2 separate regions of the Homo sapiens genome follow, and region 2 is linked to region 1. Evidence: read pairs that join two places in POLR2A ChIA-PET (ENCODE). Cell type or tissue: A673. All regions are shown on one strand. Each heading gives the region's core, and the rest is flanking DNA. Links, peaks and the distances in the headings are about the cores only.

Evidence for each region. Peaks named below come from ENCODE experiments on the same cell type or tissue, not always from the same donor. Only the 100,000 strongest peaks of a DNase experiment are listed, where the experiment ranks them.
Region 2: POLR2A ChIA-PET joins it to region 1 with 10 read pairs; 11 of 35 experiments call an interaction of 5 or more read pairs at or near these places.

What each region holds. Positions count from the first base shown.
Region 1 is chr17:81,395,754-81,411,253 of GRCh38, forward strand. It overlaps BAHCC1 (BAH domain and coiled-coil containing 1), which reads left to right. Exons shown (of 28, transcript NM_001377448.1): 2 at 3,781-4,164. The coding sequence starts at 3,987. It overlaps MIR4740 (microRNA 4740), which reads right to left and starts at 5,025; the gene lies at 4,963-5,025. RefSeq lists enhancers at 442-1,050, 1,051-1,659, 6,039-6,218, 6,518-7,043, 9,835-10,389 and a silencer at 13,356-13,650. In A673, for the core only: CTCF peaks have their summits at 6,362 (motif pointing right) and 7,659 (motif pointing left); DNase peaks (open chromatin) are centred at 4,578, 4,888, 6,328, 7,618 and 5 weaker places; H3K4me3 peaks cover 4,252 bases; H3K27ac peaks cover 5,000 bases.
Region 2 is chr17:81,559,918-81,567,513 of GRCh38, forward strand. It overlaps NPLOC4 (NPL4 homolog, ubiquitin recognition factor), which reads right to left. Exons shown (of 17, transcript NM_017921.4): 15 at 7,500-7,596; 16 at 5,588-5,690. Among named protein-coding and RNA genes, the nearest start is that of FAAP100, 11 kb to the left of the region's middle. RefSeq lists an enhancer at 1,072-1,171. In A673, for the core only: no CTCF peak of the experiment used is centred there; a DNase peak (open chromatin) is centred at 964; H3K27ac peaks cover 1,700 bases.

The sequences.
Region 1 (15,500 bases), core at 4,397-9,396:
ATGTTAAGAAGTATATATCTTCCCTTTTAACAAAATCCGTTAAAATGTTGAGGCTTTTTTTTTTCTTAAAAAATATGGACTATGAGCGATTTTTTTTTCTCTGAAAAATCTTATCGATCGGTTTAAAATTACCCCCGTAATGCATCCTTGCTTTGCTCTGAGCGCTTGTTGTCTCGATCGACACCCAGCATTAAAAACAAATACTCGAAGACAGGACAGGGACCGCCAGGCTGCGTCTGGCGCGAGCCGCGCGGGTGGCACCGGGCGGACAGTAGGCGAAGTCCGGGCGCCGCCAGCGTGCGCCCAGTTCTGGGTGACCCACGAACGAACCCCAACATTCGCTCCCCTACCCTGCTCCCCTCCCCGGAACAGTCCTGGGTTGGCCCTGCCCGGTCGGTCCGCGGCGAGGGGAACTGGCCGGGTCGTGGTACCCACGGCCGCTGCCCTGAGGGGCCTTCCGGGCCGAAGCTAGGGGCCGGGGAGGGGAATGGTCATGGCGAGTTTTTCGGGTCTTCGTTCCCAATTCAGAATTTTTTTTTTCCGGAGAAGTGGGGGTGGAGGAGGGGGACCGAGCAAGGCCGGCGCAGCGGGGCGTTTTCACCGCGCGCGTTCGGGACGGCGCGCGGGGCTCGGGTCACGGCCCGTGTGGCGGGGTCCGCGGGCTGGTTTTCTTCGGGCGCGGGGGTCAGGCGCGACCCCAGTTCTCATGACTCTCCCAGGGAGCGGGTGCGGCTGTTTCGCAGGGAGCGGGTTCTGCGGCGACGGCCGAGCCACTCGCGCCCCAAGGCGCGCCTGGTCCCAGCCCGGCCTGCAGGCCCCACCGCGCCCGCGCTCCCGGAGACGACGCCGGAGGGAGGCAGACGGGCCAGAGTCCTGGTCTCCGGCAGGCGGGCGAGGAGAGAGCGGGTTTTTAGATGCAAAAGCAGGAAACAAAGCAAACTTGTAGAAGCTCCAGATCCTGGAGCGCGCCAGCCACGCCTGGGGCCGCGGCAAGAGGGACCGGCGGCTCCAGGGTCACGCCCTGCCTTCCCGGGAGGGAGCCCTGTGCTCCTAGGTTCAGTTCCTTCCGAAATGCCCTCGTCAGCGATTCTCCGCCCGCCCGGGGCCCTCTGCCCGCCGCCACTTTTCGCTCCATTTCCTCCCTTACCTCAGCCCGACCTGGCGCTGCGGCGCCGTCCTCGCGGTCCTCCGGCGCGGCCTCTCCTGGAGCTGGGCTGGGAGTGGGCCCCGGGCCTCGGCACTCGGCGGGTGGCGGCGTCGCCGCTGCGGGACTGTGGGACTCCCAGCTCGGGCCGTGTGGCCGCCCTTCCTCGCCCCACTTCCTGGCCGCCTCAGGCTCCCCAGGCCCCCGAAGCCCGGCGCGGGCAGACGCGGAGGCGCGGCGCGGCCTCTCCCCGGGAGGAGAGAACACAAAGAAAAGCTCTCTCCAATCCGGTCAGAGCCGTGGCGGCGCAGGCAGGCGACAGTAATCCACCTCCTGTTTGCTTAAAAAGTCGAGCAGGCTGGTGAGAAAGGAACAATCGGGCCTGCGATCCGCCCGCAGGGGGTGGGAGATTAAAATTGTTGCTTCGTAGCCGAGCCCGCGTCCCGAGAATCGCCGGCAGCTCGCGCTTTCTCAACTTTGAAATTTCTTATTGGAGAGAAAAAAAAAAAAAAAAACAACCACAAAACAAAAGCACAGCACACACGACTCCCTGGAGGCCGCCAGGAAGCCTGGCACCCCCGCGTGCGCAGCCCCCGGCCCCTCTCCGGCCTTCGGCGCCTTTGAAGCTGCAGGTTTCTGACCTCCCTCCCTTTCCTTCTTTCCCTTTGTCCCGCCCGGCGCCCTCCGGGGCTCGGGAGGCGCCGGCCGGGGCTGGGGGCCCCCACGTCCCTAGTCCAGCCCGGGCAGCCCCTCCCCTGACCCCTGCGCTCGCAGCCCCCTCGCCAGAGCACTCTCCGGGCCCTGGCGGCCGGGCGCTCGCTTTGCAGGCCGGGATCGGGGCTTGGGAGCCGAGCTATTTGTTAGACCCGGGGAGAGAGCTGGCGATCCCCAGAGGGAAGGGAGCCCCAAACGCCTTTGTATGTAGTTGCCAGACAAAGAGAACTCTTTGTGTAGACCCATTTATTTACAATGCAAAAGCTCTCCGAATAAATATTAAAAAAGCTTATCAGCTGAGCAAATATGTATTCACTTAATACATTATGTTTTCGGTTATAGATTAAATCAAACACAAAATAGTCTGCAAATAAGACGTTTTAGAACCCGGACCATAAAATATCGCAATTTAAAAAGGTATTCAGTAGATGGAAAACATCTTAATCGCTTTGTTGTCATGGTGGAATGGCTACAAAAACACAAGGTTTTCCGCAAAGTTCCTAATTAGGAATATCAAGCCTATCCATCTCCCTTTTGTTGGAGGTGATAAACATTAAAACAATACGTATTTAGAAGATGAGGAGTAATATGTGAAGTGCGTCCAGGGAGCGCCTTCGGAGGGACGCCTGGGAGCACGGTGGTGCACGCAGCTTCTATCACTGGCTCCGACCCTCCGCACCCAGAGTCTAAAATTGTCCCCAATTTCGCCTGAGTGGATGCTCCGCGTTGGGTGGGGGTGGAAGAAAATGGAGGTGAGGGTTATTTTAGGTGGCCGAGGTCCGGGCAGGGTCTGCTGGCAGAAGGTTGTGCTGGGCCGGGCCCACCTTCCCCGGCTAGAGGGCCGAGCTGGGCGCCGCAGACCCCGCGTACCCAGGCCGCCCGGTACTGCCCGGAGCGGAGACCGGCCTCTGCTCGCGGTCCCCGGCAGGCGCTGAAGGAAGAAATCCCAGGGCCGATTTGGGCCGTTGAGAGAGAGCATTCTGACTCTGAAAGCACCCCCCCCACACACACCCCCAAGCCCCCAATCCGCAGAGGAAGATCCTGGGCGAATTTGATTGGGGGGCGGGGTGATTGTTACAGCCTCAACAGGAAGCTCCCGGCTCCGGGACAGCAGGCCGGGCACTGCGGCGTGGCGGCCCAGGTGATGCCGGTGGCGGTTGCGGGCCTCCGGGGCTCTGAGGAGCCGGCCTGGGGTCCTAGCGCGATGCTGGGGACAGGAGCTGGTCCCGCTGGGGCTGGGGAGGGGGGACCACGGTGGATTCAGAAGAATGGGCCGAAAGATGCATGAGGGGGATGGGAGTGGGGAGAAAAGGAAGGTTATTAAAAAAAAAAAAAACTCTTGAGTTACAATCAATAAAATTACTCGCTTAATTAGCATGGTTATTCGGTTAAGCGGAATGCAGTAAAAGCTGGACCTCGGCATGAGGTGGGGAGAGGGGGAGAGCTAGTGTGGACCCCAGGCCTTTTCCTCCGAGACACCTTTGGGCAGCGGGGGAGGGGAGAGGGTGTGCGTGTGAGTGTGTGTGTGTGTGTGTGTGTGTGCGAGTGTGCGTGATGGCTTCGCAGATTTGGGTTTTTATCACCCAGCAGAGCCAGCAGCCTCTTCGCCGCGGCGCCCTAGCTGCAGGGACCCGCGGGGACGAGAACGGGAGGCGGCGAGCAGTGCGGCTGGGTTCCCCCGGCTGCCCCGGGCCAAGCGTGGCCGGGACGGTGCGTGCGCGCGCGGGGCCCCGGGTGCTGGGCTGCGCGCGCGTGCGGCGGGGAGACACCGAGCGCCCCGGCCCCGCCACCCGGCCTGGCCGCCGCTCGCTCGGGCCGGCGGGGGTGGGGGGTGGGGGGAGTGGGTGAGCGGGCGGGGCGGGGACCCCCGGGCGAGCCGAGCCCCCCAGTCACCCGTGTCTCCTCTGCTTTTGCCTCCACAGACCATGGACCCGCACAGCGGCCGCTGGCTCGGTGCGCGGCCGCCCGCCGAGAAGCCCAGTCCTCCCGCGTGCTGACCGGCCCCGCCGCCACCACCGCCTGTGACCCCGGACGCCGCCGCCTCTGCGCCGCCCGCGCGCCGAGCCGCCCCCGGGCCCCGGCCGCGCTGCTCCGAGGAAGCGGCGGCGGACCGGGGCCGGGGCCCGGCATGGATGGCCGCGACTTTGCGCCGCCGCCGCATCTGCTGTCGGAGCGCGGGAGCCTGGGCCACCGCAGCGCCGCTGCCGCCGCGCGTCTCGCCCCGGCTGGGCCCGCCGCGCAGCCCCCCGCACACTTCCAGCCGGGAAAGTACTTCCCGTCGCCGTTGCCCATGGCTTCGCACACAGGTCAGTGCTCGGCCGGGGCGGGCGCGGGACGGGAGCGTTCGAGAGCGGAACAGGGCGCCCACCCCTCCGCTCCCGGGAGCAGAGAAGCTTTGGTTTCATTTCCCGGCCCCGGCCGCGGTGGCTGCCTGGGCGCTGAGCGGGGCCGCGCGTCCCGCCAGCCCCCCAAGCTGCGTCGCCGCGGCTTAGAGAGGCCCTTCCCTGGCCACCCTCCCCCGGGGGTCTCGGAGGGGCAGCCCCGGAGCCGGCTGAAATTAAAGCCTTTCCGCGCCTCGCCACCCTCCCCCGCCCCCTCCTGCAGATCTAAATTCCACGGAAACCTCTTTTCTGCATTCTGCATTCACCTCCCTAAGACGTTCCGGGGCTGGGACAACGAGGCGCTTTCTGCGGAAACAAAACGGCTGTTGTGGCGGGGGGAGGGGACCAGGGTACGCCGCGGCCTCGCGGATTAGAGTGGTGTGTGCGCCGGGCGAGCGTTAATAGGGACTGCTGGTGTAAGACGAGCAAATCCTGTTTCTATATAAAGCCTTAAAGTGTCAGGGCGAGAATGGGTTTGCAGGGATGCATTTGCCTTAACGAGTGCCTCTGGTATCCCGCTAAAGCCGGACAAAGCGTGGCCAGAGTGCGGCCCAGCCTCTCAGCCTGCGGCCCGGGGAGGAGGGCAGCGCGGGCGCGGGCTGGGGGTGGCGCGGGGCGGCGCTCAGGATTTCGGTGCAGGCGAGAGTGCGGCGGATTTGCTCCAAGAGGAGAGCGAGGCGGATTTGCTCCAAGAGGAGAGCGTGGGGCGCCGTGCTGGGCCTCGCAGGGACGGATCCTCTCGGGCGGTCCCCTCTGACTCCCTGCCCGAGAGGATCAGTCCTTGGCAGAGCGGGCCCAGGCCTCCAGGGCAGCCCTCTTCCCGGTGGCTTTGATATGAGTGTCGAGGGAGGTCAGGGTAGGGGCAGCTACCACGCCTGAAGCCCTAGAGGTCACCAGGCGGCGCGGGTAGATTCGGGGGAAGCGCGCAGGGCTGCGCTAGGGACCCGCCGGGTCACCCTGGTACATGGGTGGCTTTTGTTTACAGTTTGTTCTAAACATCAGAAATGTTTGTCGCTTTTAAAAACAAAATTGGCAGTAACAGTTATTATTGGTAGCTTGATGAACTGTGAATACTAATAAAATTATATCTGCTTTAATGGGATTACAATTAGTGTGTGGATTAAAACGGATGGCAGAGACGGGGCTAGAAAGGAAAACGTCGGAAAAAGGGAGGGCACTCAAAGAAAAACGTACATTTTCTAGAAAAAAACAAACTTGAAATTGCTTAATTGCTAACGGGCTTCCAGCATTTGCAGCGCCAGGAGATTGGAATGGGGGAGCCGCCCAGTGGAGGGGTCTCCCCAGCACTTCCCGGGTTGGCCCACACCCGCTTCCCTCCCTGCCTGGGCCTTTGGCGAGGCTGCCCTTTTCTCTCTGTTGCCCTTCCTTCTTTTTCTCCCTTTCTTTTTTCTCCTCTAGATTTGTAACTGGAAAGAGAAGGAGAAAAAGCACTTGCCTGAGCGATGGGTGATTTAAAAATATCTCTTCTGCTGTCCCTGTGGTTATCAAGCTTGTCTTCCTGCCCCTGCATGGGAGCTGCTGCCCACCCGGCTCAGGTGCACGGGGCGCTGAGGCTGGGGCCGCCCTGGCAGAAGGGACAGCTCGCCAGCCTCCCCACCAGCCCCTCTTCTGGCTGAAGGCTGGTGGCCCCCACTGGGGGTAGGGGGATTGTGTGCACCCCACCTCCACTGTACCGTGCCCTCCAGCCTGGCAAGTAACAGCACGACAGAGACAGGGGCCCCTGACACTGAGGCTTGCATGTTGGTGCACAGGCAGGCTGGGGCTGTCCCCTCCGGGAGGCAAGGCCAAATTCCCCATCAGGTCAGGTCAGCACTCTCCCTGACCCCATGCCCCAGCTCACATCCTGGCCAGGTCCAGGCCAGCTGCATTCTCCCCCTTCTGCCCTTACTTCCAGGTCTAGGCAGCACCCGGGTAGGTGGGCGCCTGGTCGGGTGGCCTAGCCCTTTGTCTTGCTCATTCTAAGTTTGGCCACGTGGTTCTTGGCGTGTAGGCCCCGGAGGGCTGTGAGAAACGGCTCTGGGCTCTGGCCTGGCCTGTGTCCTCCCTGCTTCTTCTTGATCCCAGGTCCTCCCAGCCTCCCCAAGCGCAGGGTGCTCTAGAGGGCGCTGGAGGCCCCTCGGGGCTGCCTCTTTCAGGGTCTGAAGGGTCATGTGTCCCCGTCCCTGGAGGCCCCATTTCCTCCCCCCTGCGGACCGAAGAGAACGCTTGTGCTCGGAGATGTTCAACCCATTTGTGATGGGCAACTTGGTCATGCAGACATCCAGCTAGAAGCATCTGTAGCTGAAAGAAAGCCTTTTGAAATTGTTAAGAGCCAGAATATTGTATTGGTTTTTAAAATTTAGCTGCATGTATTTTTTTAAAAAAAGAATTATACCCCAGATCACTTTGCTTTGGTCTGTGTCTATATATGATCTAGTTTAGAGAGAAAAAAGCATAATTACGTTAAACAATTTTTTTGCGTCTTGTGTGCGGACTTCCACATGGCTGGTTTGGCTGCCTTGCTTCCCATTTTCCTGGATGGCTTCAGTCCGCAGGCCACAGCTGCAGCCAGCCCGCCCCTCCCTCTGCTGACTGCCCCTTGGAAAGGAAAATTGACCCGGATTCTTCCCGCCTGTCTGGGAGTAGAATCCAACCATCGGGGATGGAGGCCCTGGCCTCCATGAGGCTGCCTCTTTTTGCTGGGCTGCTCTTCCTGTGCCTGTCTGGCCTGGCACTGCCACCCCGGCTGGACTGAGGCTGTTCCTGCTGGCTGCCGGGGCTGCCTTTCCCCAACCCCACCCAACACTTTCAGAATGTCAGTCTGAGGGGCCCTGATGGGTGGGGACATGGGGCTCCCAGGCTTCTTCCATTGTTTTTCTAAAAATGAAAGTGCTGGGAGCTTTAGACTCGGGCCGCAGGTTTTATGGTAAAGTGCTGTTCCAGTAACCTTGTCACCAAAAGGTGCAATTAAAATGTTTGGAATCATTATTTTTAGTTCAGTGTTAGATTTTGTCTCTAATACAGATGGTCCGGAGGCAAAGCTGTGAAATCTAGGGGGGAGAAAAGAGAAATCAACAAGAACCAACCCAAGATTTTTCATCAGTGCTACTGCCTGGAGCCACTGGGGCTGGCGCCTCTGCTGGGAGTGTGTGTGTGATCCGAGGCAGCCCCGGCCTGGGGAGAGGCCCACATAGACAGCCCCCCGTCCTGGCTTCTGGCTGGGCCCGCTCCTGTCCTGGTCTGTACGCCTCCCCTCTCCAGGGGCCAGGGCTCCACCAAGGCACTATTTCTCATCTTGGTTTCAATAATCTGCTCAGATTCCCCTCCCGCCCCTTCTCTTGTCTTCTTTGGGGTGTAAATTGCTGAAGCCTGGGAAACCAGGTGCTCTGAGCCTGGGGTTATTGTGGGAGAAAGGCGAAGGCTCCTTCTGGTGGGAGAACTGCAAACTACTTCTTTCCTGCTGAAAAAGTGCTTCCTACCGCCAATCTCAAAAAAAAAAAAAGAAAAAGAAAATACCAAAAAACACAACCAAAAAATACCCCCAACTTGGCAGAGGAAAAAAAAAGATAATTTCCTAGTGTGAAAAGACCCCATCACAGGCTCCTCTCCCTCATCATGTGATATTTTTTTGTAAAGAAAAAAATACATTTTCTTAAATACCTCATTAACTCCATGACACGATGGAGTGTTTCTGCAACAGTTAGCAACATTAAGTAGGTGTGAAAAGAGTTACTTTCCGAAGACGTCACCCGTCCCGCTCCATAAGTGACAGAGTTAGACATCAAAGTTGCCGCGAGCCCAAAGGAGCTACGGGAATCCGGGAATGTGGGGCCGCGTGGACCGGCGGCGGTGGCCCGCCACGCCCGCCCCGCCGAAGCCCTGTTTGGAATGTGGGTTTCCCCCAGTGGGGCTCGTGCTGCCACCACGTCTGATTATCCCGGTACGGAGCCGCCGCGCTTTCTGTAGGAATATCCAGGTCACGTGAGTAATAAGGCAAATTAGTGAGCCAGGCAGAGAACGGCGTTGTGCAAATAGCACATCTCCCCTGGAAAACGCGCGTCCCCCCAAACGTTCCCCGGTTATTCTTAGAAATCTTCTCTCATCTCCCTGTGAGACAGGGTTCAACAGCCCCCACAGACAGGACAAAATGCATAGGAGGCTGTTAGAATAACATGGATGAGGCTAAAAATACCCCTCAGAAACACACATAAAAAAGCCAAATCCAACAACAGAACGAGCTAAAAATATTCCAGGCTTTGGCAAAGAGCACAGAGTTAAATAAATTATACAAGAGCCATTCATGGGAGCAAGTTGACTTTCTCTCTTACGGGAACTTGGTTCAAGCTAATAAAAATAATAATTTACTAGCCACTGAGCTTTGCATGAGTTTAAATTTAATTGGTGGGGCTTCTGGCGTTTGTCACTTCTTGGCGATTAGTGGTCTTGCCCTGGCCTGGGCCAGAGTGGGGAGGGGATGCCGAGGCTGGGGCTCCTGGCAGCAGGGTCATTGTCCCCTGAGAAGCAGGGCCTGGGTGCAAGGGCAGATTACCCAGGAGGCTGGAGGAGGATGGAGACTATTGGGGGTTCCATCCAGGAAGGCAGAAAAAGAACTGGCAAGGCACGGCTATTTTAATTTGATAAATGATTGTACACCTTTAAGAGTGTTTTAACAATCAGGATACACTCCAGCAAGTTGATAGGATGTTCGCTGTCAACTTACATATGTCATCAGAGCTGGCTGTGAGCATAAATAATGTGCGAGCGCTTGGGACAGCTGCAGTCTCTCCTGGAGGCTGAGGCGTGGCAGGTAGCACCTCTGTCCCCTGGCGGGCACCTTTGTTCTCCTTCTCTCTGTGTGTCTGGAGGCAGGGACCGGAGAACAGTCGTGGGGAATCACTGAATGCTGCTTTCATCCTGGGTGGTTTGGTTGGGGTGCCTCCTCTCTGCGGACTTTTTAGGTCTCCCCACGAAAATAAGAGTCCCCAGAACTACTTGACCAGAAAAGCCACTGTGGATATGATCTGAAGCTAGAATAGTAGCATCGTCTGGTGTGTTTTGTTTTTGTTTTTGTTTTGTTTTTGTTTTTTGAGACAGTCTGGCTCTGTCTGCCAGGCTGGAGTGCAGTGGCACAATCTTGGCTCACTGCCTCACTGCAACCTCTGCCTCCCTGGTTCAAGCCATTGTCGTGCCTCAGTCTCCCAAGTAGCTGGGATTACAGGCATGTACCACCACGCCCTAATTTTTTGTATTTTTAGTAGAGACGGGGTTTCACCATGTTTCCCATGCTGGTCTTGAGCTCCTGAGCTCAAGCAATCTGCCCACCTTGGCCTCCCAAAGTGCTAGGATTACAGGTGTGAGCCACCGTGCCCGGCCTCTGGTGTCTTTTGAGGCAGCAGATGTTTATATATAGCCACTTCCCAGGAGTTTTAAACATCCACCCTGGGGTTGGAGTAAGGGTAACTCCCTTTACTCCCTCCTCTTCCTTGGCTGTTTCTTAACTCAATCTGCCTCCCCCGCCCCCAATCCTGGCAGGGCCTTCTAACTCCCAAAGGACTATATTTCCCAGAATACCCTGATCTAGCTCCAGGGTCTGAGCCCGAGACTGTCCATGTCCCTGGGCTGGGAATTCCCAAGCACAGATAGAGTTCAGCCAGTGCCGCTGGGAATAAATACTTTCCTGGTGGAAGAAAGCCTTGCTCCATCGTGCCCCCCTGCCCTTCCTTCTGGAAGAGGCTTCTGGGCCCCCCGGTCTGGCTTCCTCCCTACCATAAATACCTGAATATAGGCCCATAACAAATGGGACCTGTCCTCTGTCCTCTGCCCTCTGGATCCTGTGAGGCAGCTACTGTGATTGTCCTGGCCAACGCCCCACCGGAGAGTCTCCCCCAACCCCCTGAGCTCAGTACATGGCATATGCCCTCTTTTGGAGTGGTCTTCTCAGAGGGGCCTGGTTGCCCATCAGCTGCTGTGGAAGCGATACAGGGACTCCTCCTGGGTAGCAGCAGGGCCAGCCTCTGCCTAGGGAGTCCCTCGAGAAAATACCGCCCAGCCTTTGGGGTGCCCCCTTGCCCTCCTGACACCCTCAAACAACAGAAGCTGCCTGCCTTCTTAATGGGTTCATCCTGAATGAGAGGTTTCCAAAAAGAAGCCCTCCCTCAAGACAGGCACTGCCTTGTTCCCCTGAGGAGGGAGGCAGGCTCGTCCTGGCCTGTCCAGGGGAGGGTCCGAAACCCTTGGCTCCTGGACAGCCTCCTTGAGGGGAGATGGCCTCCCCTTGTGTCCCCCACCTCGCAGACGTGCTGTGAATGGGCTTGGACTCAGAGCACGCCCCTGTCTGTTGGGTAGGTGGGTTACTTGCTCTGCATTCCCCCTCCCAGCCCCCGCTCCCCGCCCACCTGGGAACGGCTTCCCTGGGGTTCCCCGGTCCCCATTAACCTCTGGGACCTCATTTCCCCTCACCGAAGACACAGTGTAACAAGCAAAAAAAACATCAGAGCCAGCGTGCAGTGTCTGGAAAATCACCCGCAGCCCAGGCCCTTCTGCAAAGGATGGGGCCTGGAAGGGCCTCGGGCGTGGGACCGCACTCCGCTCGGGCTCCGCCCGCTGACGTTTTTATGGGATAATATACCGTTTCGCTCACGCAGGCCTATTTGTCAGTGGGCTGCCCCTGTTTGTTGTAATCTATAATATTACTGCCTCCCGTGGCCCCAGAGCAGCTGCCGCGGGAGAATCCAGGGATGGTGGGCGCTAGGTGTGCGCTGAGGGGATGTGGTGGCAGGCGCTGGGGGCAGGCGGCGCCCAGGTCCTGGTTATGAGGTCGGCGCGGGGTTTGCAGCGAGCCTCGGGTCTGGTGGGGAGGCGTCCAGCGCCCAAGCTGGGAGCCAGCCGGGCTGGCATGCTGCAGCTGTCCACACGATTAGGTTCCCGATCGGATCAGCCAGGAAGTGGGTTTTTTTCATTCTGACCTGCTGTGGCGAGGAAGGGAGGGACAAACAGGTGGGCTGGGTTCCTGCCTTCCCTTCTCTCCCCTAGGATCCCCCAAGAAAAAGTCCAGTGTCTTGAGATGCGGGGACTCTGAGGCTGGCCGGAAGTGCTGCCCCTCTCCGGGGTCTGTGGGAGACCCACTGTCACTTGCAACTGTGAGGAACGGCAGAGCAGCCCCTTGCCCCAGCTCAGTGCAGGGACATGGTTTTCCAGTGGAAATTTCCAGAAATGGGGGATGGGTGTGCTTCCAATAGGGTCCTCTGAGCAGCAGGCTGGGCTCCCTGAAGCGGAGGGTGACATTGGGGGGCAGTGCCTTCTTGGGGTACCCCACCAAAAAAGAGAAGCCTTAGCCATATTAAGTAAGAAAGAAACCAGCCTGCTGGCGTCTTCAAGGGAAGTCGGGTCTCAGTGCGACTCCCTCTCTCTCCGGTCCTTGGAGCACAGTTGAAGCTTTGCTTTCTTCCCCTGAGACTTCTGCAACCAGGGGCGCCTCCTGTTCTTAACACATGGCATGGGTGAGAGTGAGCAGATCCAGGGAAGAAGAGATGGGGGATGCCCAGACCGGAGACCCAAGAGACCTGAGCCCAGGATGGGGGTGCCATGGTGGGTGGGAGAAGGGGCTGCGCTGTGGGGCAGGTCCCCTCTCAGGCATGAACAGACATTGCCGCCTGGCAGGGGTTTCCTGGCTCTGTGGACGTAGAGCTGTGGCCCCCTCTTGGGTGAGGCCCACTCTGCAGACCCCAGTAAGGATATCCCAGCGGGGTCTAGCCACAGGTTCACTGACCAAGCTCACAGCTGCTCACACTCACAGATGTGGCAACATACACCTGCTCCTGTGTGCTCACACCATGAGGCAGGTGTTCACCTGCACACACACACTCACACTGTTCACAACTGGCCCACAAGGAGTCCCACTCCAGTGGCCCCTGGGAAAGCCAGGTTGCTTAGTGACTGGCACGGGCACCTGTCTGCCCCCTACGTCCTCCCCAACTGCTCCATCCTCCGTCTCCTGGCTCCTGGTTCCTGGCCACCTGCAGGAGGGAGCAGAGCCCCAGATCCACATGACCCTCTGTGGCTCAGCCTCCCTTCAGCGCCTTCCCCGGCCCCCTTCCTCCTGCTGCCCCTGTGTGGCTGTGGACCGTGTCCTCGGGCTCCAGCTGAACTTGGCCTTGCCCTTTCCTGAGCTCTTGCTCGGCAGGAGGAGGACATTCCCGTCAAGATCAATTCCAGTGCGTGGCGAATGCCTCGGGGCCAGGTCTGGTCCCGGGCCTGCCCTGAGGCTGTCTGGTTGTCCTGGAAGCCGCTGCCTGCATGGGGCACTGCTTCCTGTCCTGTGTGGCCACCTCCACCCCAGGCCTCTGCGCCTGGGGTCCTAGAGGTTCCTAGATGCTCGGCTACCCCAGGCCCCACCTGCCTCCCACCCCCCAGGCTCCCACCCTGCACCCCCACCTCTCAGCTGCCCTCAGTACCGTCTCTGCCCACCGTGCCCTGCCCCTCCTGGGGCCTACCCCTGCCTGGCCCTTTACTTGGGCAGCTTCTACAATCCCCAGTGCCTGCCCCTGCCACCCTGGAGTTCTGATCCCGGCGTCACATCCTCTCAGAGCCCCCGTGTGACTCTGCCTAAGTGGAGAGGGGTCCCCGACTGCTCCATGCCCACCTCTCCTTTCCTCCATGCCCCACACCAGCTGAGCTGTTCTTGGCCTGCAGCCCTTCTTGTCCCCTTCTATGACCTCCCAGCCCTGACCACCCACCTGGGTCTGTCCCACAGAGCCTGGCAGCAGCCCCTGCCCAGCCCCCCTGGCTGGCTTGTTTGGGGCCAGTGCCTTTCCCCTGATATCAGCCACCTTTCCTGGGAGACTGCAGGCTCCTGAGTCTGGGGGTGGAAATGTCCTTCTGTCCCTTCCTATCCCCAGAGCTGGGCTGAGCCACACTGGCCTCCGTCTCCTGCCCCAGTGCATAAGTGCCCATCCACGCTCAGGTGACGCGCACAGGCACGCGTGTGTGGGTGTGAAGAGCTCTGCTTTTCCCCTAGGATTTCACCCCCACACCGGAAAAGATGAACGATTAACTCTGGGAAAACTAAGTTAGGAGGTGGCAGTGGTGAGAGACCCAGCCAGGGTCTCTGGTCTCTTTATTAAAAATCAAGGTGTTCCCCCCACACTGGACCATGGCGTGGGGCCACAGGCTGCGTGGGCACCTGCCTGGGGGACATGGCAGCATCCCCTGGCCTTCGTGTAGCATCTTCAGTTGTCATGGCGGCTCCTGAGGCTGTGTGCGCTACACCTTAAAGGGTGTCAGAGCCCAGGGGATTGGCAGATGGCGCTGTCCTCTCCTGATTAGCGCCACACGAGGTGGTGGGAGACAGAAGTGGGGGTGGGGCTCCTGTCCCCCGAAGGCTGGAGCTGCGCCGGCTGAGTGGCCTGGGGAAGGGGGGAAGTGCGTGTGAATGGAGGGAGGCAGCCCACAGCTGTGAAGGAGGGTTCTGGAGGGCCAGGAGCGGGCTCAGGGTGGGGGCCAGTTCCTTTTCACCTCGTGGCCCTGGCTGGGGCTGTGAGGCGACTCCCTGATTGTCCACGCGGGGTCGCGGGGGTGCAGCTAGGATTGGGAGCAAGAGCCAGTGGCTTCATCTGGGTCATAGAGCACTAGTGGGTGAGGAGGGACACCTGGGGAGGGCTGCCTCTCCCCGCCCAAGGGCCTGCTCCCCTTGCCACTGACCAGAGGGAAATCGGGCCCAGGGAGAAGGCCGGGTGTGAATCAGCTGCCTCACCCTCTGCGACGTCTCCATCCACAGGCCGGCCCTGCAAGCACCTCCCCAGCAGGCTGGGCTGTGCCAGCGAGGGGGAGACCATGGCCCTGGGACTCATGTCACCAGGCAACAGCGCTGCCTCAGGCCCTTCACATTGTGGGTTTTGCCTTCCAGTCTTCAGGCCCGGGAGAGCACCTGGCCTCAGCGCCTGCCCGAGCTGAGGGGAGCGTGTGTAATGGGGCCCTGCCAAGCCACCTTGGCTGCAGCTGCCCCGGCCTAAGGTGGGGATCGGTGGCCCCTGCTCTTCCCTCCCTGAGTCTAGGCCTCCTACCTCTAAAATGGGCAGTTGCCCTGCCCTGCTGGAGGGTTGAGTGGGACTGGGGGATGCAGTTGTGGCCCCGGTGCCCTCCCAGGAGCACTGTGGCCGTCCGTGTCACCTGTGGGGGTCCTAGGAGCCTGCACGAGCTGCCGGAGGCACATGGCCTGTGCACGCCCCTTCCCTGGCGGAGACTCAGAGGCCTGGGGAGGAGGCGGCTGTACCTGGGACCCTTGGTGGGGCCTCCCCCCTGGGCAGCAGGCAGCGAGACTCCTGAGGGCCCACCTCATGCCTCAGGCCCAGGCCCTCTCCTCTGTGTCCATCGAGGGATTCTGTGGCCTTGAGGCCTTAGTCTGGCCGTAGAACTAGGAAACCTGGGCCCTTGGCTCCTGTGCCCTGGCACGGGGGTCCAGCTGCCCCACTTACCCCTACCTGTGCAGGGGCTTGCATGGTTTTGGTGTGAAGGTGGACGCCCACCCTCCAGCATGTCCTGGGGCGTTGGATGTGACTGGGATGGGCAGATGTGGACCTGCTCTGAGGCACCACGGGTCGAGGCACCACGGGTCCTGGCACCACGGGTCCTGGCACCACGGGCAGTGCAGACGCTCTGGACCCCCAGGTGGGGCCCAGGTGCTGGGGGGCCTTCGTGGCCTTCCGGGTCTACTGGGCTCTGGGACTTCAGAGAGCTTCCCAGTGGCAGAGGGGGACTGGCCCAGGGGAGACACCAGCAGATCATGTGGGATGGGACCACAGAGCTGGAAGAGCAAAGATGTCCCCGTATCCCCCCAGTCTCGGGGCGGGGGTGGGGGCTCTCTGCCTGGGGTTGGGGGACAATGAAGCAGGCTATGCTTCCCCGGAGTCCAGGGGTGGGGATGGCCGCTCATCAAACACTCTGCTCCCCCAGGGCGGGTCTCAGACCTCTCTAGGTCCCTCCCATGAAAGGAGGGCTTCGGAGCCGCACCTGGGTCTTTGTTGTCCATATGTCTGTGTGAAGGCCTGGGGCCCCCGTGCGCCTCCCCTCGGGCCTGAGGGGTCCCTCTCTCTGGGGTCACGCTCCCTTGTTCTCAGTCCCGCAGCCGTCCTCTGCGTGAGTCCATTCATCACGTGCCTGCAGGTGCCTGTGTCCTGTCTCTGCCCCAGGCTGAGGCCGAGGGTCTGCGCCACCTGGGCATGCCCAGTGGGGCCCCAGGAGGACTCGCCACCCCCAGTTGAGCA
Region 2 (7,596 bases), core at 824-5,823, 160 kb after region 1:
AGAACTAGGGTTTCACCATGTTGGCCAGGCTGGTCTCGAACTCCTGACCTCAGGTGATCCACCCACCTTGGCCTCCCAAAGTGCTGGGATTATAGGTATGAGCCACCATGCCCAGCCTCCAGTTTTGAGCTAATATGAACAAAGTTGCCAGGATCATTCTTCTACAATTTCTTTGTGGACCTGTGTTTTTATTTCTCTTGGATAAAAACAAAGAGTGAGGCTGGGTGCAGTGGGTCACGCCTGTAATCCCAGCACTTTGGGAGGCCGAGGCGGGTGGATCACTTGAAGTCAGGAGTTTGAGACCAGCCTGGCCAACATGGCGAAACCCGGTCTCTACTAAAAATAATTAGCCAGGCGTGGTGGTAGACACCTGCCGTTCCGGCTACTCAGGAGGCTGAGGAAGGAGAATCCCATGAACCCGGGAGGGGAAGCCTGCAGTGAGCCGAGACCCTGCCTCTTCACTCCAGCCTGGGCGACACAGCGAGACTCCATCTCAAAAACAAACAACAGGCCGGGCGCGGTGGCTCATGCCTGTAATCCCAGCACTTTGGGAGGCTGAGGTGGGCAGATCACAAATTCAAGAGATGGAGACCATCCTGGCTAACATGGTGAAACCCCGTCTCTACTAAAAATGCAAAAATTACCTGGGGGTGGTGGTGCGCACCTGTAATCCCAGCTACTAGGAAGGCTGAGGAAGGAGAATGGCGTGAACCTGGGAGGCGGAGGTTGCAGTGAACCGAGGTTGCAGTAAGCCGAGATCTCAAAACAAACAAACAAACAAACAACAACAACAAAAAACCTACCTAGGAATGAATCTGCCGGCCCACAGGGTAATGAATTGTGTGCTGAACTTTCTAAGACCCTGAGACACAGTTCTCGCGAGGGTGGCACGGTTTTGCCTCCCACTCGCAAGGTACGAGAGTCCCAGCTGCTTCACATCTTCACTCACACTTGACATTGTCGCGTTTTTTTCATTTCAGCCACACTGATGAATGTGTAACGGCTTCTCATGTTTTAATTTGCATTTCCCTGATGACTAATGATAGTGACTGTTCCTGCATCTCCTTTTTTTTGTTGTTGCCGAGGCTGGAGTGCAATGGCGCAATCTCGGCTCGCTGCAACCTCTGCCTCCTGGGTTCAAGCGATTCTCCTACCTCAGCCTCCCAAGTAGCTAGGATTACAGGCACGTGCCACCACACCTGGCTAATTTTTTTTATTTTTAGTAGAGATGGGTTTTCACCATGTTGGCCTGGCTGTCTCGAACTCCTGACCTCAAATGATCCACCGCCTCGGCCTCCCAAAGTGCTGGGATTACAGGCGTGAGCTACCATGCCCGACCTGCATTTCCTTTTGTGAAACGTTTCACCCTCCGCCCAGCTTCTTCTTCTGCTTTCTGTTTGATTAACAACAGGCAGAGTTATTTTTAAGTTTCAGATAGAAGTCATGTTGTGTGTATGTACTGCTAATACTGCGTCCCCCATTGGTGCCTTTTCATGTTTCTAACAGTGCCCTGTGATGAGCACAAGTGTTTTGTTTAGATAAATTTATTTATCAATTTACCTATTTTTATGCCAGTGTTTTTCTGTGTTCTACCCCAAGGTCCTGCATCCTGCCTAAAAGAATCTTTGCGTACCCCAAGGCCCTGAAGAGATTCAACTTAATAACTGTTTTACAGTTTTTATTTTTTTAAGACAGGGTATTGCTCTGTCATTCAGGCTGGAGTGGTATAATCATGGCTCACTGTGACCTCGACCTCCTGACTCATGGGATCCTCCCATTTCAGCCTCCCCAGAAGCTGGGATTATAGGCGTGGACCACTCACCATGCCCAGCTAATTCTTTTTTTTTTAATATTGTTTTTTTGTACAGACGGGGCTTCACTATGCTGTGTGGGCTGGTCTCACACTTCTGGGCTACAGTGTCCTCCAGCTTTGGCCTCCTAGAGTGTTAGGATTATAGCTATGAGACATCATGCCCAGCCTGCTTCATAGTTTTACCTTTTACCATTAGGCCTATGACCCATCCTGAGCTGATCTTTGTGTCTTGTGTATACACGTCTGTAATCCCAGCACTTTGGGAGACCGAGGCAGGTGGATCACCTGAGGTCAGGAGTTCCAGACCAGCCTGACCAACATGGTGAAACCCCATCTCTACTAAAAATATAAAAATTAGCCAGGCGTGGGTGCACGCCTGTAGTCCCAGCTACTCGGGAGGCTGAGGCAGGAGTATCACTTGAACCCAGGACGTGGAGGTTGCAGTAAGTGGAGATCATGAGATTGCACTGCAGCCTGGGTGACAGGGTGAGATTCCGTCTCAAAACAAAACAAAACAACCCATGAGGGCCGGGCGCGGTGGCTCACACCTATAATCCCAGCACTTTGGGAAGCCGAGGTGGGTGGATCACTTGAGGTCAGGAGTTTGAGACCAGCCTGGCCAACATGGAGAAACCCTGTCTCTACTAAAACTAAAAAAATTAGCTGGGTGTGGTGGCAGCCACCTGTAATTCCAGCTACTTAGGAGGCAGAGGCTGGACAATGGCTTGAACCCGGGAGGTGGAGGCTGCAGTGAGCTGAGATCACACTACTGCACTCCAGCCTGGGCAACAGAACAAGACTTTGTCTCAAAACAAACAAACAAAAAACCCATGAAAAAATGCCCAACATCACTAATCATCAGAGATGCAAATTAAAACCACAGTGAGATACCAGTCAGAACTTACACCAGTCAGAACTGCCTATTATTAAAGAGTTGGCTGGACATGGTGGCTTACCACTGCAATCTCAGCACTGAGGCGGGAGGATCGCTTGGGCCCAAGAGTTCAAGACCAGCCTGGGCAACATAGTGAGACCTCATCTCTACAACAAATTTAAAAAATCAGCCAGGGATGGTGGCACATGCTTGTAGTCCCAGCTGCTCAGGAGGCTGAGGCGGGAGGATTGTTTGAGCCTGGGGAGGTCAAGGTGAGACTGACCTCAAATGCCACTGCACTTCAGCCTGGGTGACAGAGTGAGAACCTGTCTCAAAAAAAAAAGGAGGGGGGAAAAAAAAAAGGTCAGGTGCAGTGGCTCACAGCTGTAATCTCAGCACTTTGGGAACCAAGGCAGGAAGATCACTTGAGCCTAGGAGTTTGAGACCAGCCTGGGCAACATGGCAAGACCACATCTTTTTTTTTTTTTTGAGACAGAGTCTTGCTCTGTCGCCCAGGCTGGAGTACAGTGGCACGATCTCAGCTCACTACAACCTACGCTTCCTGGGTCAAGTGATTCTCCTGCCTCAGCCTCCTGAGTAGCTGGGATTACAGGCGCTCGCCACCATGCCCAGCTAATTTTTGTAGTTTTAACAGAAATGGGGTTTCACCATGTTGGCCAGGATGGTCTCAATCCCTTGACGTTGTGATCCACCTGCCTCAGCCTCCCAAAGTGCTGGGATTACAGGTGTGAGCCAGCCACCGGGCCCGGCCAACCCTATCTCTTAAAGAAAAAAAAAAAACACCAACCAAAAACATTAGTTGGGTGTAGTGGCTCATGTTTATACTCCTAGGTACTCCGAAAGCTGATGCAGGAGGATCGCTTGAGCTCAGGAATTGAAGGCTGTAGTGAGCTATGATCACTCCACTGCACTCCAGCCTAGGCAACAGAGTGAAACCCTGTCTCTAAAAGGGAAACAAAAAAGAAAAAAAAAAAAAAGACTGGTGTCATTGTTAGAACTGCATCAAAGGGCTGGGTGCAGTGGCTCCCAGGTATAATCTCAGGACTTTGTGAGGCTGAGGTGCAAGGAATGCTTGAGGCCAAAGTTTGAGACCAGTCTGGGCAACACAGTGAGACCTCATTGATACAAAAATATTAAAAAATTTTGCAGCCATAAAAAGGAATGAAATCATGTCCTTTGCAGCAACATGGATGCAGTTGAAGGCCATTATTCTAAGCAAACTAATGCAGGAACAGCAAACCAAATACTACATGTTTTCATTTATAAGTGGGAGCTAAACATGGGTACTCACGTACATAAAGATGGCAACGCCAGGTGTGGTGGTACACATCTGTAATCCCAGCTACTCGGGAGGCTGAGGGAGGGGAATTGCTTCAACCCAGGAGGCAGAGTTTGCAGTGAGCTAAGATTGCGCCACTGCACTCCAGCCTGGGAGACAGGGTGAGGCTCCAGCTCAAAACACACACACACACACACACACACACACACACACAAAGAGCAGGGCGGGCTGAAAAACTATTAGGTACTATGTGTAGTACCTGGGTGATGTGATCAATCATACCCCAACCTCAGCATCAGGCAATATACCCAGGTGACAAACCTGCACATGTACCCTGTGAATCTAAAATAAGTTAAAATTATTTTTAAAAAACAAACAAATAAAAAGCAACAACAAAGCCCCAAGAATTAGCTGGGTGTGGTGTTGCAAGCCTGTGGTCCCAGTTACTCAGCAGGCTGAAGCAGAAAGATCACTTGAGCCTGGAGTTTGAGGCTGCAGTGAGTTACGATTGTGCAACTGCACTCCAGCCTCGGCAATAGAGTGAGACCCTGTCTCTACAAAAATAAAAATAATAAACAAAGAATTGTGTGAAAAGAAAACCTCGGCTGGGCGTGGTGGCTCACACCTGTAATCCCAACACTCTGGGAGGCAGAGGCAAGCAGATCACAAGGTCAGGAGTTCGAGACCAGCCTGGCTAACATGGTGAAACCCTGGCTCTACTAAGAATACAAAAATTATCCAGGCATGGTGGCACATGCCTGTAGTCCCAGCTACTCAGGAGGCTGAGGCAGGAGAATCGTTTGAACCCAGGAGGTGGAGGTTGCAGTGAGGCAAGATCACGCCACCACACTCCAGCCTGGGTGACAAGAGCCAAACTCCGTCTCAAAAAAAAAAAAAAAAACAGGAAATGGTATAAAGGTGTTTGATGTGTCTTTTGAAGGCTGTGTTAACAGAAGGATTCTAGCATTTGTCCAGGGCCGTAGCTCCCGGGCACTCTGGTGCTCTCAGCTGCAGGGACTCAGGGCACTCGGGCTGCACGAGGCACCACGGTGCGTGAGGAGTCCCTGCAGCAATGCTGACAGAAGGTTCTCACGAGTGGGGAATCGTTCAGGACCTGGTGACTGAGGGTCCGGAAGACACGCAATGCCTGCGGTCCGTTCCGTAGTGTCCACCAGCAACAACATGGATGCTGCAGGCTTCTCCTCCTTACAGCTTTAAGCACTAAAGGGAAATTCTCAAGGAGACCAAAAGGTCCCACGCTTCCGGCGCTTCCATAAAGTTTCTGATTCTCTTAAGACAATGATGTTCAAAGTGCTCCTAGGATGCCTGGAGATTAGTATCTCTGATGTACAGGTTTATAAAATTTACAGGGCTGTGTACCTAAGACGTACGGCCTGGACAACATGTCTGCTCCATCACCGGAGCCTGCCACGTGCCTGGCAGGGAGGCCGAGTCTCTACTCGTTGCATTGCCGATGGCACCTGCCAGGATGCAGCTGGGTGCGGAATCCAGGGCACCACCGGCAGTGGGGAGCTGTGCAGAGTGGGCTGCTCTCCGGCCCCAGCCACGGGGTGCCGGGGCAGGGGGTGGGGGTACTCACTGCACAGCTGCTCGATGGTGGCCCACTGCTCAGACCTCTTCCATGTCTGGGCGAGCTCCTCATTTCTGGTCCGCACGGCCTCCAGCAGCAAGCTGATGCTGTCCTACAAGAAGCCAAAAGGAAGGTTCCTCTTCGCTGTGCCTAAGGTGAGCAGCTTCCTGCTAGAACAGGTTTCTTTCTCCCCAACATCAAGACGTATTTCTGAGGACATTTTAAAAATCTTACAGGCTATCACTATAAAATGCAAACTGCCACAACTTACATCTATAAACGCAAGTGCTAAATTGAACTAGAATTTAAATTCTTCCCAAATAGGCCCAAGCGGGCATCTGTGCCTCTGCCTTGTGCTGACGGTGCTCAACAGCCCGGAGGATAGGAGCTCATGCCTCTCGTCCTGGAGGCTGGGATGGAGGGCGGAAGTCTTGACTGTGAGACGTGTCCTCCTCCCTCACATTTCATCCCTCTGCCTCTTTCTCCTCTCGTGTCTGGAAAAATGCACTCTCTATCCTAGCCTTCCGAGTCAAACTGCAGGGGATTAATGCATTAAGGATGGGCGCAGTGGCTCACGCCTGTAATCCCAACACTTTCAGAGGCAGAGGCAGACAGATCACGAGGTCAGGAGTTTGAGACCAGCCTGGCAAACGTGGCGAAACCCCGTCTCTACTAAAAATACAACAATTAGACAGGCGTGGTTGCGGGCACCTGTAATCCCAGCTACTCGGGAGGCTGAGGCGGGAGAATCGCTTGAACCCAGAAGGCGGAGGTTGCAGTAAGCCAAGATTGCGCCAATGCACTCCGGTCTGGGCAACAGAGCGAGACTCCGTCTTAAAAAAAAATAATTCATATATGAGAAACGGATAAAGCCTTCAGGAGCTCTCAGTACCTCCAGAGAATGTCTTCCAACAGATGACTGCAAAAATAGTGCAGTATACTAGCAAGGTGGCTCTGGTGTAGAGGGAGCCTCACCTTTCACCACCTGTCCAGACAGATGGGCAGCAGCTGAACCTCGGAGCAGGAGGTGCAGTTCCCTGGGCTGACTAGGGAAGGCACAGGCAGGGAAGAGGCACAGGGTGCCTGATGTCAAATACCCGAGTGAGTGGTTTTGAGACAAAATACAGACACAAAATAAACTAGCAGGATACAAGAACAGCTATAGGCTTCCTGACAGAGAAAGGCCGGGGGAGGAGGAGCCTCTCTATTCTGTCTCCTTCAGGGAAAAGTTCTGAGTCAGTGGCGGAGCAGCTCAGAAAGAATTTGCTCCTTTCTCTTTGGCATTTCCTGTTGGCTTGAACAGTGAAGAAAAAGCCAAAGTCGGACCCCTACACACGGCAAGAACCTCCTGGGGGCTGCTGCCCACTGGCCCCCACTACCCAGAGCAGCCACTTCTGCAAAGCACTCGCCCTCTTCTCCCCCAACGGTGTCTCTTAAAAATGCCAACTGTGCAGCTGTGAGCTTGGGGTCTGGAAGCTGGCCAAGCCTTCTGGGCCAAGGCAATAAAACCAGAGTTGATTTAGGAGGAGGGGAGATATGAGTAAAAAGCAGAGGCTGTGACTCTGAAACTGTTAGAACAGGAATTTTTTAAACTGTCTAACTCTAATGCTGGAGGCAGAGCTAAATCACCTCTGCTTCCCATTCGATTGTAACAGATGAAACCGTACTTCCTCACAGAGGTGCAGACACTCAATGGAAATGCTAAAGGTGAAAAAATTAATCTTTCTATCAACAAGCTTCTTGTGAAAAGCTGCTGCCTACACTCTGCCCATAGGACAAATGAGGGGGACAACCTGTGACCCCGAGCTTTGACCCAGTTTCCCAATCATGCTCTGGTCTGGGAGGAAAGAAAGCAAGACACAGGCGTCTCTTTGCAGCCAAAGCCCACTTGCTCAAGTGGACACCACACTTGGACACGCACCTGCAGAGGCATAACTTCATTGGTGACCAGGAACAGCAAGAGGTGGAAATCTGAGATGGTATCCAAGAACACAGATGAGGTATTCTGAGACAAATAG